Linked DNA regions of Mus musculus: region 1 is linked to region 2. The links are chromatin loops, found by intact Hi-C in ENCODE. Cell type or tissue: left cerebral cortex. All regions are shown on one strand. Links, peaks and the distances in the headings refer to the core of each region. The heading gives the core; the rest is flanking DNA.

Evidence for each region. A loop is a pair of places that touch in the nucleus more often than their neighbours do. Peaks named below come from ENCODE experiments on the same cell type or tissue, not always from the same donor. Only the 100,000 strongest peaks of a DNase experiment are listed, where the experiment ranks them.
Region 1: a loop joins it to region 2, with 16 times the contacts of the local background. A loop is called at or near these places in 1 of 42 quality-filtered maps.

Annotation. Positions count from the first base shown.
Region 1 is chr16:10,393,846-10,399,872 of GRCm38, forward strand. It overlaps Tekt5 (tektin 5), which reads right to left and starts at 1,610. Exons shown (of 7, transcript NM_001291001.2): 1 at 1,008-1,610. The coding sequence starts at 1,574. In left cerebral cortex, for the core only: a CTCF peak has its summit at 1,485 (motif pointing right); a DNase peak (open chromatin) is centred at 1,408; H3K4me3 peaks cover 629 bases.
Region 2 is chr16:8,548,838-8,555,670 of GRCm38, forward strand. All of the region lies in intron 1 of Abat (4-aminobutyrate aminotransferase), which reads left to right. Among named protein-coding and RNA genes, the nearest start is that of Abat, 39 kb to the left of the region's middle. In left cerebral cortex, for the core only: no CTCF peak of the experiment used is centred there; no DNase peak of the experiment used is centred there.

The DNA.
Region 1 (6,027 bases), core at 1-2,500, 1.8 Mb after region 2:
TGTTATCTCCAATGTCCTAATGACCACAGCATGTGTGTACACACTTGCATAAGCAGGTACACAGTATCTTGATGGAACCCTTATGTGATGACTGTTATTAGCTGTCAACTTGATTGGCTCTGAGGTCAACTGAGAGGCTCTGGGAAGGTGTATGGGAAAACTCCCTAAGAAGGGGAACCTTCCCCCACACCCACAGTGGGCAGCAGCTACACATGAAAAGGGTTTTTGAGAAAACCAGTGCAGCTTTTGCCTGCCTGCCTTCATTCCTTTCCAGTGAGACCACCTACCCTATTGCAGCTGCTCCTCCCCTTCAGAAATCAGCCTGCCAACATGGACTGAAGGCCTGCAACTCTTTAGGACCCGCCCCCCTGGGCCTCCACCACCACACTGGGACGCTGAGGCACCCAGACAATTGCACTGAGCAGCTACAGGGTTCTCAGCCCCTTCAGACGGCCATGTGTCACTACTCAGTATGAATTGTGTAGACCAATCCAGTAAATCCCCCTGTGGTCTGTATTTGTTTTAGAGAACCCTGACCAGCACACCTAAGGAGGAAATTGATCCAATCTGAAAACTCGCATCTGATTGAGGCTATTCTGAGTTGACTGAGATTGTAATTATTATTTAATTTATTTATTTTTGTTATGTGTGTATGAGTATTTTGCTTGCTTCCATGTCTATATAAGCATATATATATATATATATATATATATATATATATATATATATATATATACAAGCATGCAGTGCCCTAGGAGGCTAGAAGATTGTTTCCGAACCCGTGAAATTAGAGTGAAATTAGTGTCAGCTGCTGCCATGTGGGTGCTAGGAACCCGAACCCAGGTCCTCTGCAAGAACAACTGCTCTTAGCCCTGAGCTATTTCTCCACTCTTTTTCACCTTAAAAATCTGACCGTGAACGACAACGCAATTCAACCCATCTGCAAGATGCCTGCCACCTTGACTCAGTAACAGCAGGTGCAGTGGTGTCTCCCTTCCCCCACTCACCTGCAAGGGACAGTTCACCTCCTCAGCAGCGCACTCCAAGCGCCTCTTGAGGGTGTCCATGCTGCTGTTCTCCGTCAGAAGCCTGTCCAGCTCATAGCACAACTCGGACTTCCAGAAACCGAGGTCGGATAGCCTCTGGCCCAAGTTCCGGGAGGTTCCCTCCTGCATCTGGTGTATCAGCTGGTCCTTATCCTGCATGATCCGCAGCGAGTCGCCTGTCAGCCGGCTGGCCCAGAGCCGCGAGGCCTCTGCATTCCTGATCTGCAGATCATTGGAGCGGTCCCAGTCCCTTGGGGTGTAGCGACAGAAGAGCGCGGAGCGGAGCGAGGGCAGGATGGTGGGCGGCCGCCGGATGCCTGAGCATTCCTCGGGGATTGTCTGGGAGGTGGCGATCTTGTGGAAGACGCTGGGTCTCCACGCGTTCAGGTAGCGGTATCCGGGCAGGTGAAAGGGTTGGTAGCACTCCTGTACCACAGGTTCCTGCCCAGCAGGGGGCAGCGCCTGCAAGCCACAGCCTTTCTTGGGGCCACAGAAACTCGCTGTCTGAGTGGTTCCAAGAAATTCCATCTTTCCCCATCAGCCCCACCGGGGAAAACTTTACCCAAGGGGCCAGGGCATCCCAAGAGCTAGGAGCCGCGGGGCCTCTGTGACTTAGTGCTGGTGTCATAAAGCATGGGTTAGGGTCTTTGTGCCAGGTCCTGGTTCTCCAGGTGGTTGAAGCCCCTATGATCTAAATAAAATGCAGTCAACAAAGAGAAGTGTGTTTAGGGCCTGAAGAGATGGTTTTGGTGGCTAGGAGCATATAGTGCCCAACCGAAGGAGCTAAGTTCCTAGCAACCACATCACAACCGCCTGTAATTCTGGCTCAAGGAGATCTAATTCCTCCACAGGAGCCCATGCACACAGATAAACACAAATACACAAAATCAAAAGAAAAGAAGGCTTCTTTTGGAGACAGGGTTTCTCTGCATAGTCCTGGATGGAGCTTGCTTTGTAGATCAGGCTGGCCTCAAATTCTCAGAAATCCTCTGGCTCCACCTTCTGAGTACTGGGATTGAAGGCTTGCACCACCACTCCCAGTGGCTTTTTTTTTTTTTTTTTTTTGAGTGGAATTTTTCAATCCCACTGGTTTGGGGTCGAAAGAAACGGCAGATGTCTGTCATTCTGGAACAACAAAATCTGCCTTTCCAGAGCTTGATCAGTCTGGGTATCGAAGCAAATCTAATATGGTCCACACCTCTCACCCTGTGGGATCAGCTGGGCCAACATTAGCTGTCTTTGTTTCTTTATTCCCAAGATAATATCCAGAAGGTTCGATCATGCCTGCAGGAGTCAGGATGGAGTCAGGAAGGTGGGGACTAGAAGACCATCCTCAGCTATCTGTGTTTTTGTTTTGTTTTGCTTTGAGACACGGCTCCAGGTACCCAAGCTGACCTCAGACTTGATATGTGGCTGAGAAGAGCCTTGAACTTCTGATTCTCCTTCTCGACTCTCCTAAATGATGAGATTACAGGCCTCTGCCGCTGGCTGCACTGTTTGTGCTGAAGTTTGAAGCCCAGGGCTTCCGCAATGCTAGGCAAGCATTCTATCAACTATATCCCAAGGCTCATGAGTTTGGGGATATCATAGGCTACATGTGACTGAGTCAAAACATCAAATATTTTAAAATGGCCCATACATTGCACAGAGTTGTGCTCAGCAGTAGTGTTCACGCCAGCAGGAAGAGTGTGGTCGGACTGGATCGAGCATGAGCAGTTAGATCACGAAGCCTAAATGTGGAGTGGTTGCAATGGAGAACCACAACACTCTAGGCAGGTAAAATGGGGCCACAAAGACAAGAAAGTTTTACAACCTGCAGTTTTGAGAATGCAAAACTGGCCTCCTCATCAGTCTTCCTGGAACAACAAATGGGAGGAGGGGAGAAGCTGGAAATGGAATGGGTAACTGAAGTGCTCTGTGTGCTGGCTTGAGTAGGCTTGGTCCCCAGAGACTCAGGTGTGGCCCACAGGGAGTGACACTATTAGCAGATGTGTCTTTGTTAGGATAGGTGTGGCCTTGGTGGAGGAAGTGTGTCAGTGTGGGAGTGGGTTTTGAGGGCTCCTAGTGCTCAAGCTCTGCCCAGAGAAGGAGACAGTCTCTCCTGGTTGCCTTCAGATCAAGCTCTGCCCCGTGAGGAGGAGACAGTCTCTCCTGGTCGCCTTCAGATCAAGATTCTCCTTTTCCAGCACGAGGTCGGCCTGCACACTGACATGTTTCCTACCATGACGACAATGAACTGGACCTCTGAAGCTCTAAGCCAGCCCCCATTAAATGTTGTCCCAGGAGTTGCCTTGGTCGTGGTGTCTCTTCACCGCAATGGAAACCCAAACTATGATACTCTGTATCTTTGATTGTAGAGGAGATTGACCAGCTATTCATATTTGTCAACCCCCATAGAACACTTTAGTAAAACTGAATGAATCAGGGCCAATGAGATGGCTCAATGGATAGACACTTGCCACTAAACTCGATGACCCAAGTTCAGTTCCCAGGACCCATGTGACAGAAAGAGGGAAATAACTTCTGCCAGCTGTTCTCTGATGTCTGCACAAGTTTTGTGGCACATGTATGCACCCCCTACACACACACAACACACACACACACACACACACAAATTATATATATATATATGCATATATGCTTTAGTTAGGGTTTTACTGCTGTGAACAGACACCATGACCAAGACAACTCTTATAAGGAAAACATTTAATTGGGGCTCTCTTACAGGTTCAGAGGTTCAGTCCATTATCATCAAGGTGGAAACATGGCAGCATCCAGGCAGGCAAGGTTCAGGCAGAGCTGAGAGTTCTCCATCTTCATCTGAAGGCTGCTAGCAGAGTACTCGCTTCTAGGCAGCTAGGATGAGGGTCTTTAAAGCCCACACCCACAGTGACACACCTACTCCAACAGGGCCACACCTTCTAATAGTGCCACTCCCTGGGCCAAGCATATACAAACAATCACAATGTGTGTGTAATTTTAAATTTTTAAGTAAATTGTTCATAAATTATACTTCATTGTGCTTGAATTTTAAAATATAGAGGGAAGACTTTGAGCTCCAGGAAGCTGACACCACACTTGTTTTTCTTTATAATTAAACCTCCAGCACCGTGTACAATATCAAACATCTAGAATGAGAGCCTTACCTCTCTGGGATGTGTTTCATCCTATTCTATGACAATTTTGTTGCACTGAGAAACTCCCTCCACCCTTAATCACTGAGAGTAACAACAACACAGTGCTGACTGGGAAGAGTACTGCTGTGTCGGTCCTTACCCTCTCTGGGAATGGGAAAGAGAAACCTGGCTTTCTGTGGCTCTGGTTCACAGGTGTATCAGTTCGTTTCCAAAATACCTGAGGCTGTTAATGGATCAGCAAAAGGTTCATTTTGGCTCATAATTCTGTCACTTACAGTCTGTAATTAAGTAGCCCCTGCTTTGGGTTCCTGACAAACTGTGCCCTGAGAAGGCCACACATCATGGCCAGAATGCGGTAGAGGAATAGTACTATACCATGAGCAGAGAATCAAAGAGAGGAAAGAGGAGGCAGGAGCTGTAACCTTCTTCTTCAACTACAGCCCCTCCCCCATCACTAAATACCTTTCCTTAGGCTCTACCATCTTTAGCAGTGTCACCCTTGGGACCAAGCCTTCATCATAGGCTTTCAGGGACATTCAACGTTTGAGGCTTAATGGTGATTTTCTTCTCAGTTCCCTATAAGGAGTGCAGATGAGCAGCCAGAATGTAGAGAAATGGCATTTATTAGCCACATGGGGTGGACTGCTGTGTTACATATTCCAATATGTCCTTTCCATGGGGTGGGGTAAGAAAAGCAGTAGGCTCTGGTCTGCAGACTTACACCACGGTATCTCCTCAGTGTGATGTCACTCATGAGAGGTATCTCGAAACAGATGCCCTGCAAAGACTCTGTACACTTACTTGGGCATTGAGCGACAGCAGGCCTCAGAGGACATTAGGGGCACAGAGACAGCAGAGACACATGGTGGCCCTGGCAGAGCAGCTGGGGCAGATCCCAGAGGTGTGGCTGATGACCCATCCAGAGGGTGGAACTGTCTGTCGCCCTGGGCTGCAACGGTTAGTTAATATTGATGTGGAGGTATTTCCAAGGACCTGGGCAGAGTGGGGAATGACGGAGCAATGGTTGAAGCTCAGTCTTGGTGAACCTTTCCTAGAAGCACCTAGTAGGTAATATGAAGTCAAAGCAGAAAGGGAAGGTTGGCAGCCACCCACAGCTGACAAGGACATAGGCGAGGTTGCCACGGCTGTCTGCTGTGTGCTAGAGGGTGGAAACATTCACACACCGAGAACACAGTTTGTTGTTGTTTTCAAAATCCAAAAGGAAGGAATAGGAAATTCTCTACCCACTAAGCTCCTTTTGATTCCATTGCCTGATTACTTTGATGATAGACCGGGGTGCAGCGCCACCTGCTGGCTGATTCTAGGATTGACCCATATGCATGTGTTTGTGGATGCTGACAGGGTCTGCAGGTGTCACAGTGCACACATGGAGGTCAAAGACCAACCTGCTGGAGTGGGTTCTCTTCTCCCACTCTGGTGCTGTGTTTGAATTCTCGTTCTCTAGCTTGAGAGCAAGGGCCTTTTCCTGCTGGACAGCCTAACCAGCAGCACGCTTTCCTTCCTTCACATTGCTTTTTTTTTTCCTAACAACATTGTTGCACCCTGAATCCTTCTCATCTTTCTCTTCTTTCTTCTTTTTTTTTTTTAAGATCTATATGTTTTTATTTTATGTGTCTGTCTGTCTATCTGTGTATCACATGCATTTCTGGTACCCTTGGAAGCCAGAAGAGGGTGTTGGGGTGTGTGACCCCTTGAAACTGGGGTCACAGATGGTTGTGAGCTGCCACATAGGTGCTGGGAATTGAACCTGGATTCTCTGTAGGAACAATCAGAGCTCTTGGCTATTGAGTCATCTTTCCAGCCCTACGATGAGCAAGCCTTAA
Region 2 (6,833 bases), core at 2,179-4,678:
CACAACCATCTCACATACATAAAAAAAAAAAAAAAAATCAATCATCATTAAAAATATATGTTAAAGAAACTAAAGTTACAGAGGAAGTTTATATGCATTTAACAACAAAAAGGGGGAACAATCAGTACTTTATAAAAGAGAAAACAAAAATATTGTCATTTTTTAAAAATTGGGCTGGACAGTTGGTTCAGTGGCTAAGAATATTTGCCGTTCTTACAGAGAACCAGAGTTCACTTCCCAGCACCCATATCAGGCAATTCACAAGTGCTTCAGCTCCAGTAGATCTGATGCCCTCTTCTGGCTTCCTCTAATACCTTCACTAATATGTACACACACACACACACACACACAGAGAGAGAGAGAGAGAGAGAGAGAGAGAGAGAGAGAGAGAGAAGGCGTTAACAGCAGAATAAATCAAAACAGGAAAACGAGTGGGCTCCATGGTGGACTATTTAAAAATACACAGTTTGGAAGGGGAGGAGGAATGCATATGAATCTAAAAGGCTTTGAGAGCTTTGGTACCACATTCAAAGTACATATACTCAAGTTGTTGGGCTCAAAAGGGACTGAGAATGCCCAAAAGACCTCCATATAAAGGATAATAACAAAAAAACTTTCCGGAATTTAGTGAGATTGTGGATAGGACACACTCATTCTAGTTTTGTTCGTGGTGCGGTGGAAAACACTATGATGAAGGAAGGGTTTACTAGGTTCATGCTTCCATGCTACAGGTTGTCTCTGAGGAAGTCAGGGCAAGAACTCAAATTGGAACTGAAGCGGACACCGTGGAGGAACGAGGTTAGCTGGCTCACACACTGGCTTTTGCCTCCTTAGCTCTCTCTACCGCCCAGGAGACCCTGGTGTGGCCCACAGTGGGCGGAGCCCTCCTGCAACAATGACCAATCACAACAGTCTTCTGCAGTCACGCCCAACCACTCCTAGCTGGGCGGCCCTAGACTGAGGCCTCTCAGAAGTTAGCAAAGAAAACTAGACAGGACACCTACTCCAAGATAAAGGAAACAAAAGGAGGGGGTTCCGTTAAAGCCAATAGGAGACTTCTCAGGCAGGGGGAGAAAAGACAGAGATATTCACAATGTTGAGTAAAAACAAACCAAACCAAAAGAAACCCTGCCAACCGAGATCACAATGCTCTGCAGAGCTATCCTTTAGAATAAGGGATAGAAGGAGGTATTAAGTTAGTTTTTTCTTAGACAAAAGCTGACATGGCCATCAATCCTGACATACAAGAAATGCTAGAGTGTTTTTCACATTTAAAGAAGTGAAAATCAGTATGAAGAAAACATCGGAAGATGAAAACTCATTGGCAGAGCTTGGGGGGGGGGGGGGTGCGTGCAGTTAGGTTAGAGCTGGAGAGGTGGTGCGGTGGTTAGAGCTGGAGAGGTGGTGCAGTGGTTAAGAGCACCTGCTGCTCTTGCAGAGGACCTGGGTTTGGTTTCTAGCACCCACACCCTTCTGTAATTCTAAAATCCAGGGATCCAGTGTTCTTCCTCCCTTAATTTTTGTGGGGAGGGGCATTTGGTTGCAGCAATAAGAAAAGCAACTAATATAACAAACCAGTAGTAAAGGACCAACTTGGGCATATACACTTTCCAGGAAATGATTCATAAAGAAATAGAAAACTTGCAGTGGTGGCGCCTGCCTTTAATCCCAGCACTCATGAGGCAGAGGTAGGCAGATCTATGAGTTCAAGGTCAGCCTGGTCTACAGAGCAAGTTTCAGGACAGCCAGGACTACACAGAGAAACCCTGTCTTGAAGGGAAAACAAAAGACAAAAACAAACAAACAAACAAACAAACAGAAAGAGGGGCTGGAGAGATGGCTCAGTGGTTAAGAGCACAGACTGCTTTTCCGAAGGTCCTGAGTTCAAATCCCAGCAACCACATAGTGGCTCACAATCATCCATAATGAGATCTGACATCTCTTTTGGTGCATCTGAAGACAGCTACAGTGTACTTAGATATGATAATAAATAAATTTTTAAAAAAACAAAAGAAAAAAAAACACCACAGGCTGGAGAGATGGCTCAGTGGTTAAGAGCACTGACTGCTCTTCCATAGGTCCTAAGTTCAAATCTCAGCAATCACATGGTGGCTCACAACCATCTGTAATGGAATCCGATGGATGCCCTCTTCTGGTGTGTCTGAAGACAGCTACAATGTACTTACATATAATAAATAAATCTTTAAAAAAAAAAAAAAGAAGGAAGGAAGGAAAAAAACAGAAAGAGAAAACTCAAACATCCCAACAATGTGTAATGAGATTAAATCCATAATGAAATGTCTCCTTTCAGAGAAAAGCCTAGGACCAAAGGGCTTCATTCTTGAATTATACCAAATTAGCCAAGGACACAACAGAAATTAAAGAAGCCATGGGCCACTCTGCCAAAAATCTTCAACAAAACACTGCCAAACTGAGTCCCATAGTAGATGACAAGAGTGTTCACCTGATCAAGTATAGAAGGCATACAGGGATGCTAGAGCGGTCCAACATACACAACATGCTATTCTAAGCAGAACGAGGAAGACAATCCTGTATGTTTGTCCCAGGAGACACAGGGAAACTATTGAAATTCAACATTCCTTAATTTTGAAATCCGAGTAAATTAGGTATTACAAGGAACATAAGGTAGTGCAGGTTGTGTGTAGCCGAAGCCAACACGCAGAATGGGGGAGAACCAACGCTTTCTCTAGAAAATCTGGAACAAGACAAAGGTGGCCACTTTCAGCACTGTCTTAGTCAGGGTTTCTATTCCTGCACAAACATCAGGACCAAGAATCAAGTTGGGGAGGAAAGGGTTTATTCAGCTTACACTTCCACATTGCTGTTGATCACCAAAGGATGCCAGGACTGGAGTCAAGCAGGTCAGGAAGCAGGAGCTGATGCAGAGAAGCAATGGAGGGATGTTCCTTACTCGCTTGTTTTCCCTGGCTTGCTCAGCCTGTTTTCTTATAGAACCCAAGACTACCAGCCCAGGGCTGGTACCACCTAAAAGGGGCCTTCCCCACTTGTCACTGAGAAAAGTGCTCCACAGCTGGATCTCATGGAGGCATTTCCCCAACTGAAGCTCCTTTCTCTGTGATAACCCCAGCCTGTGTCAAGTTGATACAAAACCAGCCAGTACAAGCACTTTACCTCAACAGACTTCTAAAGATTCTAGGACCCAACAAAAAGAAGCAGTTAGCAGGATCTGGGAAGGAATCAGAACCTACACTAAAAAGGTCAAAAGATCATACGAACAAGCTATCCTTGCATCTCAGGGAGTGAGAAAAAAATAAGACTGCTCAGATTTACAAGTACTAAGTCATATGGGCATTGCTTGAGGAGGCATGGTATAGAAAACACTAATGAAGCCGGGCGTGGTGGTGCATGCCTTTAATCCCAATACTCTGGAGGCAGAGGCAGATGGATTTCTGAGTTCGAGGCCAGCCTGGTCTACAAAGTGAGCTCCAGGACAGCCAGGGCTATACAGAGAAACCCTGACTCGAAAAAAAAAGAAAAAAGAAAAAAGAAAACACTAATGATTACCAAAAATATTAGAAACAATTAACCAATTCAGCAAAGTTGTTTTGTACTATATATCAGCATGCCTTTCATCTTTTTTTTTAAAGATTTATTTATTTATTTATTTATTTATTATATGTAAGTACACTGTAGCTGTCTTCAGACACTCCAGAAGAGGGAGTCAGATCTTGTTACAGATGGTTGTGAGCCACCATGTGGTTGCTGGGATTTGAACTCCGGATCTTTGGAAGAGCAGTTGGGTGCTCTTACCCACTAAGCCATCTCACCAGCCCGCCTTTCATCTTTAAAACACCTGCATTACTTTTAAAGTTACATTTTTTATTTATTTTGTGTGCCCATATGTATGTGGGCACACTTGTGAAGGTCACAGGACAACTTTCAGAAGGTGGCTCTCTCCTTCTGCCATGTGAGTCCTTGTAAAAGTAACTTTATTTCACCTGATTAATTGTCTCTGAGCTATGTATGATTGTCTTGCTGACCTAGTTCTGGAAGCTTCTAGCCTTTGTACAATCTAATCTAAGCCTCGAATGAGTTCGGCCTCTGAGACTTACTGCTGAATAAGCTCACCCTTTCTTGTTCTTTCTGATCTCTGGCTGGCTGGTTTAACTCAGCTGATCTGGCCCAAACTCCTCTCCCAGCTGACTTATTCAATCTTGCTCTTCTCTCGGCCTCTGAGTTGCTCAGTCTGGCCTCAAACTAACTCCAGCAATCTTTTCTAATCTGGCTCCTTCTCATTCTCTTGCTCGCTGTCTTTGCCTGTGTCAAGCTTGCTCTCTCTTCAATCTCTGTAAAACTTTCCCAGTAAAGCTGCCTCCTTCTCCTTCTCTGGGCTGCTCTACTCTCCCTCTCAACTCTACTGCACTGCTCTCCATAGACTCTACTGTATCCTGTGCTGTACTCTCTTCTCCTGTTTGTCTGTCTCTCCCTAAGTAGCTTCCCTTTCCTCTCTTCTCGTGAGAGTTGGGCATATCCTATTCTGTCCAATCTTCCTCTGATCCATCACTTTGTCTGCCACTCACTTAGACATCACTTTCAAACATAGGTGCTTCCTTCTACCAACTACCTTTACTTTCATTCTTTGGGATTAAAGGTTTGCAGTAAGGACATTTCTGTATTCCAGCCAGAGGGATTAAAGGTGTGTGCTAAGGGCTGAGCCACACCACAACTAGAAACTGGTTCAAATATTCTCTAACAGGTCCTGGGGGTGAAGCTCAGATCATCAGGCTTGGTGGTAAATGCCTTGACTCACTGAGCCACTTGCTGGCCACATTTTTATATAACCCTTTTATTAGTACATAATAAGTGTAAATAGTGATAGGCTTTATGAAGACATGAAGATATGTGCCTTGCCATATCCGGATGGAGATTGCACTGAACTCACATGTATATGCACTTACCTATACATGTTTTTATATTTATTTATGTATCTATGTAGAATTCACAAATAAGAGAAAATAAATGTCATCTTTCTGAGTCTGTCTTATTTAGTATGATGATCTCTGGTTCCTTTCAATTTTACTGCAAATGACATCATTTGGAGCTGAATGAAAACTCCATTGTGCATGTGAGCCAAACTTCCTTTATTCATTTCTCTCTTGACAGGCTGATACTTGGCTATTGTGAATGGTGCTGCAGTCAGCTTGGATGTCTAAGTGTTTCTATGACTACTTAGACTCCCTCTCAGGTAGACACCCAGGAGTCACAGTGTCCTGAGTCTCATGGTAGTTCTATGCCTAGTTCTTTGAGGAACTGACTCCCACAACAACTGACCAATCGAATATTCCCGACAGCAAGCTGTACCAGTCCCCTACCTCCCATCCTTGCATGTTGCTGTTTGATTTCAGCTATTTCTTGTCTGTCAGAGGTGTCAGCAGCAGTTGGCTTCCACCTGGGCGCTTCCTTCACTCAGCTGATCTCTCCTTTGCTGAGAAGAAGCTTGGTTTCCTGCTCTCTCATCTGTCGGTTCTTGGTTTTGTTTCTTGTGCTCTGGGAGAGCTTTTGGAAAGTCCTTTTCTGGGCCTGCATCTTGAAGTTTCTCTGTGCATTCCTTGCCCAGCTTCAGAGTTGCAGGCGTTTAGCAGGAAAAAGGTTGGTCTGTATGGGATGCATTTTCATCCGGGTTGAGAGGGAGCAATCTGGTTTCATTCTTGTGTGAGGGGATGTTCACTCCTCATAGCTCTGTGTGTGGAAGAGCTGTCTTTTCTCCTGCAATTTTGAAAACTCGGGCAGTTGGGCAGGCTCAGTAGTAGAGCTGGGTTCAATTCTCTGTCCTGTGTTCTGTCCCAGTGCCCTGAGTTGGTTTTGTGTGTCAGTAACAGTGTTTGTTACCTAGTTATGTGTTGGAAGCTGACCTGTGGCTCACATGAAACCTGGGAGGCAAGGGGGGCTGAAAAGAGAGGGGAAACTAGATGGTTGAGAGAAAAATGGAGCCAAGACAAGGTTCCTGATCAAGGCTCAAATGTTTAATGGCAAATGCGCTTATAAAGGGGTGGGGGGGAAAGGCCCATTCCTGCCAATTCATCCTTGGAGCTTGGAACCAGCTGCAGGTGATGATGCAGGATAGGGTATAGTCTCTGGAATAGCTCAGTGGCCTCCCAGCAGGTAGCAGTAACTTGGAGGGGAACAGCAGCAGTGGCTGAACAATAGAGTGATCTAGGGAGGAAGGCTCCACCCTAGGTAATCTCCTGAGTGGCAGCAAGGTCAAGGTCTGGCTCAGCCTGCTTCAGGCTGCGGGGAGGTTACAATTTCCTCCCTGTTATTAATATTAAAAGAAACTGGACTGAGACATAAAATTTATTTATGATCTATAGTCCTGCCTGGGAGTTATGGTGGCTGGTGGCCCCGCCTGTCTTAGGAAATCTTAGATCTTCCCGAACTATCCAATTCCATCTTGGAGGCTACGTGCAGCTTGTTTGTGTTATATTTCACACAAAACATGGCTCTGTGGTGTGTTATCAACAACCATGGCCTTTTGGCATGTACCTCTGTCTTAGATTGGTATGGTTCCCAGATCTGAGTGCCCGTCATTGACTGTCAGGCCCTCATTAGCACACCTTATTCCCAATTCAGACCAAAGCCATAATATGTACTAAAAATGCTTCTTCAATGAAGATTAATAACTGCCACCTGCGCTGTTGGAGGCGAGGGTGCACACCTGCTGCAGTCAGGCTGAGGGGTGTTGACTGACCTGCATGAAAAACAAAGTTGAGACAGTGAAAAGCAACAGTACAAAAGCTTCTTTGGAGAAGTCCAGGTACTCCATTCAATTGCAAATTAGCAATGATCAAGCT